Regions from separate parts of the Homo sapiens genome. Here regions 2 and 3 are each linked to region 1. The links are chromatin contacts, found by Hi-C in ENCODE. All regions are on one chromosome and are shown on one strand. The core of a region is the stretch at or near the end of the contact, and the rest is flanking DNA. Distances in the headings are between cores, read along the strand shown. Region 1 holds the start of RNASET2 (ribonuclease T2). Region 2 holds the start of DYNLT2 (dynein light chain Tctex-type 2). Region 3 holds the start of PHF10 (PHD finger protein 10).

The links. A loop is a pair of places that touch in the nucleus more often than their neighbours do. Pooled maps may share reads with other maps.
Region 2: a map with no recorded cell type shows a loop between it and region 1 (6-fold over the local background). The contact joins the promoter of DYNLT2 here to the promoter of RNASET2 in region 1. A Hi-C loop is called at or near these places in 2 of 37 single-sample maps with no recorded cell type and 7 of 50 pooled maps.
Region 3: a map of CD4-positive, alpha-beta memory T cell shows a loop between it and region 1 (6-fold over the local background). The contact joins the promoter of PHF10 here to the promoter of RNASET2 in region 1. A Hi-C loop is called at or near these places in 2 of 168 maps with a recorded cell type or tissue (CD4-positive, alpha-beta memory T cell and naive thymus-derived CD4-positive, alpha-beta T cell) and 8 of 50 pooled maps.

The regions. Positions count from the first base shown.
Region 1 is chr6:166,954,736-166,958,031 of GRCh38, reverse strand. RNASET2 (ribonuclease T2) reads left to right here and starts at 1,482. Exons shown (of 9, transcript NM_003730.6): 1 at 1,482-1,935. The coding sequence starts at 1,850. RefSeq lists silencers at 497-546, 817-916, 957-1,716.
Region 2 is chr6:169,749,940-169,753,235 of GRCh38, reverse strand. It overlaps DYNLT2 (dynein light chain Tctex-type 2), which reads left to right and starts at 1,664. Exons shown (of 4, transcript NM_174910.3): 1 at 1,664-1,897. The coding sequence starts at 1,778. ERMARD (ER membrane associated RNA degradation) reads right to left here and starts at 1,614. Exons shown (of 18, transcript NM_018341.3): 1 at 1,573-1,614. The coding sequence starts at 1,578.
Region 3 is chr6:169,722,678-169,725,973 of GRCh38, reverse strand. PHF10 (PHD finger protein 10) reads left to right here and starts at 1,474. Exons shown (of 12, transcript NM_018288.4): 1 at 1,474-2,129. The coding sequence starts at 2,043. It also overlaps a transcript of DYNLT2 not described here. RefSeq lists an enhancer at 809-1,351 and silencers at 1,283-1,582, 1,653-1,892, 1,993-2,372.

The DNA.
Region 1 (3,296 bases), core at 233-2,732:
TTAAAAGAAAAGAGAAAAAGAACTGTGGCGTGTGCCTATATTCTTGAGAGGAAGGAATGAAAGGAGCCGGAAAGAAACAAATAAGTCGTTAGGGAAAAGGAGAACGAGAATAACACCATGACCTGTAGGAGGTCCTGGAGGAGCTAAGGAGGTGTCAGCCATTTTCCCCCCCCATCTGTTCCACAGGTGGCATTTTATTGAGCACCGACTGTCCCCCATCCACTGTGCTCAGTGGCAGGGACTCAAGGTGGGCAAAATAGACATGGGCCTTGCCTTGCAGTCTAGTGGGAAAAACAGATTAATCATTTAAATATTTTGTTTCAAAGAATGGTAATGCATGCAGGCAAGGTCCAGGCCTGTGGGAGAGCAGGCTACAGGCCCACCTGCTATTTAGACAGTTACCAGTGGCAGAGGACCCCGAGGAAGGCGCAGTTTACTCGACGTGTAAATAGGAATAGCCTTAACTAGCTGTGGGTGTGCGGACAGGGAAGGGAAAGAGGAGAAACATCTGCAGAGACAATGCCGGGTGCACAGCCCGTGGGCGGGGCCGCGGGTGCAGGGGAACCCGTGCCTCTGAAGGGCTGGGAAGGCCAGGGTGTTGGGGGAGGAGACCGGGCCTATGGGACTGGCCCTGGCTACGCCAAGGTGGGGCTGACATGAAGTCCCCTTCATCCGTGGGGGGTGGCCCGTCCCTCTGGGAGGGGATCCCTCACAAGATGACTTCCCAGGTCGCGCCCCGAGGCGGCTCTTTGCTGCCCCCACAGAGATGACTTCCGGGCTCCTGGGGCCCGCGGGGAGGGGCAGGTGAGGCCCAGGGCTGGGTGAGGGCCAGGCCCTTCTAGGAATGTTGGTGCTCCCAGCACCTAGCACCGGGAGACTGGAGAGGTTTCCAGGAGAGTGACCCGAGTAGGTCCCCTCCTAATTCTGGAGCCGTCCCTCGGGCTGCGCAGTGGAGCGCCGAGGTGGCGGGAGGCTGCGGGGAGCCTGGGCGGCCAAGCACCATCTGCAGTCAGGAGCTCCCGGGCAGCTTGCAGGGCGCAGTTTTTGAAAGCGGGTGCTGCGTGCGGACCGCGGGCCTGCAGGGTGCGCGGGTCGGGCTGGGGGCTGTCCCTGGAGAGTAGAGTGGCCCTGGGGCCCGCACGCCCACTTGCTGGCGGGGGATGGCGCAGACACGGGCGGTCCCCCCGAGGGCGGTCCTCACGGGTGGTCTAGGTTAGCTCGGACCCGGGAGTGTGGGAGTGGCGCAGAGCTGCGGGAAAAGGCGCGGGGCGCCTGCGTGGCGAAGGAACACAGCCGCCTGACACGCCCTCAAGGCCCGCGGAGCTGCTCCTGCCTCGGCCTCTCTGAGCCAACCACGGGGCGGGGCGTGAACGCCGGGCGGGGACGTGCCGTTCTGGGGGGCGTGTCCACCGGCGGGGGCGTGCCGTCCTGGGGGCGTGGCTCTCTGCTCCGGTGCAGGCCCGCAGGGCGCCCTGGGCTGGGAGCAACGCGACTGACCGTGGTCGTGGGCGGACGGCGGCTGCAGCGTGGAGGAGCTGGGGTCGCTGTGGGTCGCGAAGCAGAGCCCGGGACGTGCGCGCTTGGTGCACGATCCTGAAGGGGAGCTCCGAGGGGCCCGGGTCGCCAGGGCTGCTGCGGCCATTCCCGGAGCCCGGCGCGGGGCCCGCGAGATACTGGTTTAGGCCGTCCCAGGGCTCCGGGCGCACCCGGTGGCCGCTGCTGCAGCGGAGGGAGCGCGGCGGCGCGGGGGCTCGGAGACAGCGTTTCTCCCGGAAGTCTTCCTCGGGCAGCAGGTGGGAAGTGGGAGCCGGAGCGGCAGCTGGCAGCGTTCTCTCCGCAGGTCGGCACCATGCGCCCTGCAGCCCTGCGCGGGGCCCTGCTGGGCTGCCTCTGCCTGGCGTTGCTTTGCCTGGGCGGTGCGGACAAGCGCCTGCGGTGAGTTACCTTGCGAGGTAAAGTGGGGAGCGTGGGAGCCGGGCCCTAGAGCTTTCCACTGGGTGAAGGCTGCAGCTCTCGGGGTCGGCGGTCGCTGAGCCCCGGGCAGCGACTGGGGAGGGCGGGGGGAGCCGAGCACGCTCCGGGGTGACCCCTGGGAAGAAGTTGGGAAGTTGAGCACGCCTCGGGGTGACCCCTGGAGGGAGTGGGTTGGGGGGAGCCCTTAGCACACTCAGAAGTGACCTCTGGGAAGGAGTGCGATGAGGGGAGTCCTGAGCACGCCCCGGGGTGACCTCTGGGAAGGAGTGGGTTGGGGGGAGCCCTGGGCACGCTCTGGGGTGACTCCTGGGAAGAAGTGGGTTGGGGAGCCCTGAACACTCCCCGGGGTGACCCCTGGGAAGGAGTAGGGGGTAGGGTGAGGTCCTGGGTACACTCCAGCCTGGAGCTGGACTGGAAACTCATCCCACAGACTGCTCCCAGCCTAGGACGCGACAAAGCAGGTGGCAGGCTTGGTGGAGCACTGTTCCTGCACTCGAAGTTCTCTCAGAGGTCGAAGAAGTCGTGGAGGGGACACTTAATTTCAGCTTTCACTGCGGCGGGTGGTGAAACGACGGTTCTTCCTCTTTTTGAGTATCCTGTTCTGAATCCCTTCCCTTGGCTCGCCCTCCGCGTGTGTGTGTGTGTGCGCGTGTGTGTGTGCGCGTGTGTGTGTGTGCGTGTGCGTTTGTGTGTGCGTGTGTGTGTGCGTGCGTGTGCGTGTGCGTGCGTGCGTGTGTGTGCGTGTGTGTCGTGTGTGCGCGTCTGTGCGTGTGTGTCGTGTGTGCGCGTGTGTGTGTGTGCGTGTGTGCGTGTGTGTGCGTGCGTGCGTGTGTGCGCGTGTGTGCGTGCGTGTGTGCGTGCGTGTGTGCGTGTGTGTGTGTGGCAGCCGCCCAAATTAATTAGGGGTAAACAGGCGGTGCTGCAAAGAACTCCAACTTTAATTCTGTGGAAGATACCAATATTTGAATACCATATTATTTCTTTCTATTTGGGTAATGATCGGGTTAATAGGATTTCTTACTTACATAGTAGGTGTGGAAAAGGTGGGTTTTACTTATTTATTTTTTTTTAGACAGTCTTACTCTGTCACTCAGGCTGGAGTACAGTGGCGTGACCTCAGCTCACTGCAACCTCCACCTCCCGGGTTCAAGCGATTCTCCTGCCTCAGCCTCTGAGTAGGTGGGATTACAGATGCACACCACCACGCCTGGCTAATTTTTGTATTTTTAATAGCCAGGCTGGTCTCGAACTTCTGACCTCAGGTGATCCGCCCGCCTCGGCCTCCCAAAGTGCTGGGATTACAGGCGTGAGCCACTGCACCC
Region 2 (3,296 bases), core at 415-2,914, 2.8 Mb before region 1:
CTTCCGCCCAAAGACAGGATATAAATTCTTTACTGGGGATAACTTTAGACTTACCAGACCAGTTAAGGTACCAGGGGAATCTGCAAACAATTCTTACTCCATTAGTTTCCGAATATGTATCTACCTTCCCAATTTCCTGCCCTTTGAAGCCTAAAACTGCTCTCCTGTGTCCTGTCACTTCTCTGCAAATCTACAGTTCTTTGTTGAAGATGGTATACAAATGTAGTTCTAAGCCACCATTTCAAGTTACTTCTCATTAAGGTTTATCCCTTGTGATGTGTACTCTGTCCAAGAATAAACTTTTTTCTTGTTATCCTTTCATTTGTTAAAGGGGTCACTCCGAACTAAGATGGGCAGAGGTAAAGTTTAGCCTTCCCTGCCATGTAAAAAGTAGCAAACCGTACTGGTTTTCCATGGAGAATTAAATACAATCGAAATCCTCACAATTACCCCACATGACACTAAGACCATCGTATAAACCTGCAAAGAAGTCAAATTCAGGATCTAAAGCGGAACCGAAGCTCTTTATTTTGGTGTGTTGAGTTAAGGGGGGGCTGTGTTGTGACAGTCATAATTAGCTCTGGGCAGCTTCCTAATGTGGAAACTGCTATCAGTTGCCCTGTTTGCTCCTCCTGCACCCAGAAGTTGCACTTTCCACTCTCAGCCCTGGTTTTCGAACAATCCCAGCAGGCCCTAACAATTAAGTCATCACTAAAGAAATCTACATCAACTATTTGTTGATTGGCGATTGTCACTCGCATCCTCCATGTGGCTCTATGGGGCTGGAACTCTGCAGACTACACTGGGCCGGTGCTTTGGAGCTGGACTTAAATTTGAATCATTCCTCAGCCTCTGACTACCTCTTGCCTTGGAAAAGTTACTTTATCGGAATCTCAGTTCTAAGTGAAATAAAACGGTGCCAGGCTGCACCTGGTAGGGCTACAGTAATCAGATAACACATGAAAAGCATCTAGCACATAGTACTCAAAAATGGTAGTTATCGTTATCATCATTTTGGAGACGGGGTCTCGCCGTCGCCCAGACAGGGGTGCAGTGGCGCGATCTCGGCTCACTGCAGCCTCCACCTCCTGGGCTAAAGCGATCCTTCCACCTCAGCCTACGGAGTAGATGGGACCACAGGCCCCACCACGCCCGGCGATGAACACAAATTTACTGTCCGAGTGTGGACCCTACAGGCAGCGACTAGGAAACTGCGCTTCTAGGAACGAGCCACGGTCAGGTGAGAGCCCGACCTGCGGCTTTCCGCCCCCGCGCCACCGCGCACAGCCCTCCCTGACCGTCCGCCGCGTTCCAGCTCAGGGCCAGGAGGCGACGGAGAAACCGAGCCTGGCCCAGGGAGGCCGGCAGGGCCCGCCAGGCGTCTTGCAGGGCCGAGCGTCCGATACCGCCACAGAGGCCAGGGCCGCGACGTCGCCAGCGCCCTCCAGCGCGGGACCGCCGGCCACCGCAGGCGCGTGCTCGCTCGCCCACTCCGCGTAGCCGAGCACCACCCAGCCTGGCGCCGACTCCCTGCCTAGCTCGGGATCGAACCGGGCCCTACACCCGCCCTACCTCCATAACTTCCGGTGCCCCGCTGCGGCGCGCGTGAATGACGCAGGCGCCTGCGCGCCCCTCCTCCAGGCGCTTTGGAGCCCTGGCGGGCACTTCCTACCGTACGAGGCGCAGGTGGGAGACTTCCGCCCTCGCGGGACTGGCTAGGGCGTTTGACCGCCGGCGGTGAAGGGGAGGCGGTGGGCGTCTTGGAGAACAGAGCGAGATGGAGAAGCGAGGCCGAGGCGTGAAGTCGAGCCCCATCCAGACCCCGAACCAGACCCCTCAGCAGGCTCCGGTGACGCCTAGGAAAGAAAGGAGGCCTAGCATGTTCGAGAAGGAGGCAGTGAGTGCGGAGACTGCTAGGGGCCCGAGACGGCTATGTCCGACCGTTTAAGTGAAATCGCTCCCCAGTGGGCCCCGCTCCCGTCACCACCCCCAGAGCCAAGGAGGCAGCATCTCCCTTTTGTGTTTCTTTTTTCCCCAGATGCGAAATTGAAGCCTGAGACTGAGTTGGGCAGTCCCCTTTGGACTTGAGTGCTAAAGTTTTCTTGTTTTTTAATTAGGGCCATAGAACCCTACATAAGTCGATTGGAAGGGTGGTTACAAGATCTTCTTTTCAAATTTACTCAGCTTGCGGATTTCCTGAGAGTACTCTGAGTATTATTGCTTTGTACTAAAACACAGTATGTTAGTGTATTTAGTGCCATTATAAGCAGTTTTGCTAGCGAAAAATGAGTGTGTTGTATTAAAAAAATAATTTGATAAACCAGGCAGAATAGTGCCATGTTTTGGGTTTTTAAAACATCAGCAGTCTGGATATTTGAAGAATGTACAGGAGAAAAAAACTTAAGTTGAAAATACCCTGTCCAAAACTTACTGATATTGATGGAAAGGGTCATTATTCAGTTTTATTGGTGGTATAACAGGTATTTCTATATGATTAGGCTTTGAAAACCGTTAATGTATTAAAGACTCTATATTTTATTGATACTTTAACAGAAAATTAGTTTGCCCAAGGATACAAAGCTGTAATGATAGAGCTGGGACCAGAACCTGTATGCTAGTACTCGGTCCAATTGGCCTATACTGGTTTCTCTTCGTACTTACTTCGTGGACCTATAATAGGATGAAGATAGAGATGACAGGCAAAACAATTTTTTGAAGACCCTAAAACATTTTAAGATTACTCTTAAAAAGAGAATTCTCAAAATAATGGCGAAATTTCAGGTTCTTGTTTCCCTGGTGTCTACATTTTACAGAGGAAAGAACGAACTAAATAAAGGAGGAAAAGCAAACAGGCCAAGTTTACACAGCTAAGAAAAAGAGCAGAGCAGGGCTAGAAACCTAAATCAGTTGGACTTAAAACTTCACACTCCCAAACACTATGCTGTATTTCTTGGCAATGAGTCTGAGTAACAGGTCACCAACAGTAAAGAAAAATTTCTATATATTGAGGCAGACAAGGGTGGCTTTTATAAACTTACTGCCTATCTGAGGTCTGAAGTGGTCTTTAAAATTCAATGAGCCTGAACTCAAAATGAGGAGACACATAGGTGCACCTGGTATATAGGTTAAAATCTGGGAGTGAGGGGACATGGACCAAAGTAATTATTAGTATTTGATATGGATGTGATCAATTATAGCTATCTTTAAAGTTGATTCTTTTAGAGGTGAGAAATTTGAATAGAACAATAATTGGGAAGAAATTGAGAAAGGACTCTACAAATGCTCACTAAATGTAC
Region 3 (3,296 bases), core at 225-2,724, 2.8 Mb before region 1:
GAGGATTACGTAAGTTGTTTTGAAACAATTATCCTTGGCTACAAAGATCAGTAACAAAGGGGATGGCCAGTCCAAGGTTGGACAGGCAGTTGCTGCGCAAATGTCCTTGAAGCATTTTTTTGTGTAGTTTTGTGGCCTTTGTGCAAGGTTGTGGTTTTGGCAGTCTTTTGTGCTAATTCTTTATATCAGGCAATTATTAGTGAGAACTTTCCCATCACGGCTTTCCCTGACTCCATTCTCTGACAGCTTTCACAATCTAGAGACAGAATCCCGGAGGGAGAGGAGTACCAAATAGCTTAAGAGTTTTTTTTTGTTTTTGTTTTTTTTCTTAAAAAAAAAACCGCTAAACTCTACCCTGATCAGTGAAAAGAATTTAGCTGAAAGATGCAGTTTCTTCTTGGCAGATTCAGACAAGAAGTGCGGCGGAAGCTTACACCTGCACGTGGTGGGACAGAGGCAAGAACGGATGGTCTGGCTGAGGCTGAGAGAACCAAGCTGGATTAGGATCGGCTTGAGGGCCCGGCGTCGTCAGTGGTGACCTCTCTGACCTGAGGCAAGTGAGTCAGGCTGGACTGAGCGTGTTAACGTCGGTGTTTGTCAATGTGACGCGCTAGAATAATCCCTTTATCTTTCCCAACTTTTGTTTGTTGAGTGTAGGCAACTATAATGAATGGAAAGGAAACCGGATTGTACTTTAAATCCGAGAACATTCTCTACTCTCCAGAACAAGTCATCTGCAGGCGCAGGCAGTGGAATCCGTGAGGCCAGCTGTACGGCGGGCCGCCCCGGACCCAGGCTTGGCTCCTCACTTTCCGCTGTTTTTAGTGCGGTCCTACAAGTGCCCTGGTGCAGCCCGAGATCAGTAATAAATGCAGCTGAAATACACCGGCTCCCACGTTCTCGCGGGGGTACCTGCCAGGCCGGCGTCCACGCTCCTCCCCGGCTCCCGGCCGACCGCGTTCTCGGCGGAGGCATCAACCACGCGGGCACGCAAAGCCACGAGGGCCGAATCTCAGCGACTTCTTCCCGCTGTGCCTCCCGCACGCTCCGGGGCGGGCGCCGACAGCCCCCGGGTGCAGCTGCGGATGCTCGGGGAAGCGTGGCCTGGGCAGGTGGCTCCGCTGCTCTCTCGGAGCGCCACCAGCGAGAGGGGCGACCCGAGAACAAAGGCGGGAGAGGAGCGGCGACCGCGAGCGCGTAGAGGCGGAGGCCGCGCAGTCTCCGCGCGACTGCTCCGGGCAGGGCGACCCCCGGCAGAGAGGGGGCGGGGCGGGGACCCCCGGGAGGGGCGGGGAGGGGCGCGGCGGGGGCGCGGAGAGAGGGAGGGAACGAGGGTGACGCGCGGAGGGGCCGGGCCGGGGGCCGCGGGGAGGGGGCGGCTGCGAGCGCGCCAAGTGGCGACGTGCCGGGCCGGGGCGGGCCGGAGGGCGGGCGGGAGGTGGGGCGCGCCGGGGGCTGGGGGGAGCCGCGGCCGAGTACAACGCCGGGCCGTGGGGAGCCAGGCGGCGGCGGGGCTGAGGCGGCCGCGGGGCTGAGGGGAGCGGCGGGGCTGAGGCGAGCGGCGGGGCTGAGGCGAGCGGCGGGGCTGAGGCGGCCGCGGGGCTGAGGCGAGCGAGCGGCGGGGCTGAGGCGAGCGAGTGGCGGGGCTGAAGGGAGTCGCGGCGGCGCTGAGGCCAGCGGCGGAGCTGTGGGGGGCAACGGTGCTGAGGCGGTGGCCGCGGCCGGGCGGGTTGGGCTGACGTGAGAAGCGCCGCCGCCGCTGGGCCTCCTCCATTCCGGCCCGCAGCCCCGCGCCCTCCCAGCCTTTGGCGCCCTCCCGCGCGGGCGGCGCGCTGGCGACGGCCATGGCGGTGGCGGCGGCGCTGGCGGGCCGCGGGGCGCGCGGCGGCAGGGGCCGGCCCCCGGGCGGGCGGGCGGAGGGGGCGGGGCCGGGGCGGCGGGGGGCCCGCGCGGCGGCGGCGGCGGCGGCGGCGGCAGCGGCGGCGGCGGCCGGGACAAGGCGGAGGCGACGGCGGCGGCGGCGGCGCGGGGCGCTCGGGCTGATGGCGGCGGCGGCCGGGCCCGGGGCTGCGCTGTCCCCGCGGCCGTGCGACAGCGACCCAGCCACCCCCGGAGCGCAGTCCCCGAAGGTGAGGAAGCGGCCGGTGCGACCCGACCCTGACCCCGTCCCGGGCCTGGGTGCCGGGGCGTGGGCCCAGTCCCACCGGCGGCCGCCCAGCGTCTCGGGGGCGTGGGCCCAGGCCGGGCGCCGCGCCTGAGACCGGGGGTGGTCGGCGAGGCGGGGCCCCGAGGTGAGCCCGCGGCCTCTAGCGAGCAACAAGTGCGGGCGGGCGGGGGACGCGGCGCGGCTTCCCCGAAGTTGGCAGCCGGCCCTGCTTGACAAGCTTGTCCCCAAAACGCCTCCTCCTAGGCCAGCCGTGGGACGGAACGCGCCCGGGGCCGAGAGAGTTGGCCTCGGAGGGGCCTGCAGAAGCGCGCGTTCGCTCAGCGTTCATTCCGCGCATAGTTTGCCGAAGTGTTTGAACGCTTACTGCAAAAACCGAGTGGCGAACGATATGGAAAATCAACACACTCAGTGAACTTACTGTAATAACTAAGTTAATACGCAAGCGTCCGGATGTTTTCAGCGGAAGTCTGTTAAAACTTTTTACTGCTTGAGGAGGTGAAAAGAAATTGGTGCTTGTGGAGAAAATGGAGATGAGCAGTAGTGTCACGCATCAAAACGTTTTGGTTCTAAAGTTAGGCTAGCAGTTTGTGACAGAAAGTTGGAAGGGAGGAATGATGTTTTAAAAGCCTGGAAGCTTGAAATTGGATTGAAATTAGAAGGCGGTGGGAACTGGAATGCTGCAGAGCCAGCCAGCCTTCGTGCGGTGCGCGGTGTGCCGTGTGCGCGTTGGCAGGGGAAGCCGTCCTGTAGCAGCCTAGCCGGGCTGCGCCTGCTTGGGAGCTTTTCCCGTTGCGCACGTCCACCGTGCTGTGAGACTCATTTTGAAGGTTCCTCAAAGGCTGTCGTCAATGGAAGTAACTAGATTGTAAGACTCTGAATGCACATCCTTGCACTTCCAGCATTTGACGTCTGGCCCGGCACCTGGAGGGCACTGAGCCAGTGCCCCCTGAGTGCATTCTTGACCCCTGAGCCCTAGGAAGGATGTGATGCATAGAAATTCATCTGATCTGTAGTTGGAAACCACCTGTAACTCTGGAAGGCACATCTCTGATTTAGTATGTTTGGGAGTCTTTGAAAACATGGGCCTCTGTATCAGTATTGCGGTTACACGGAAATTCTTACCTTATTC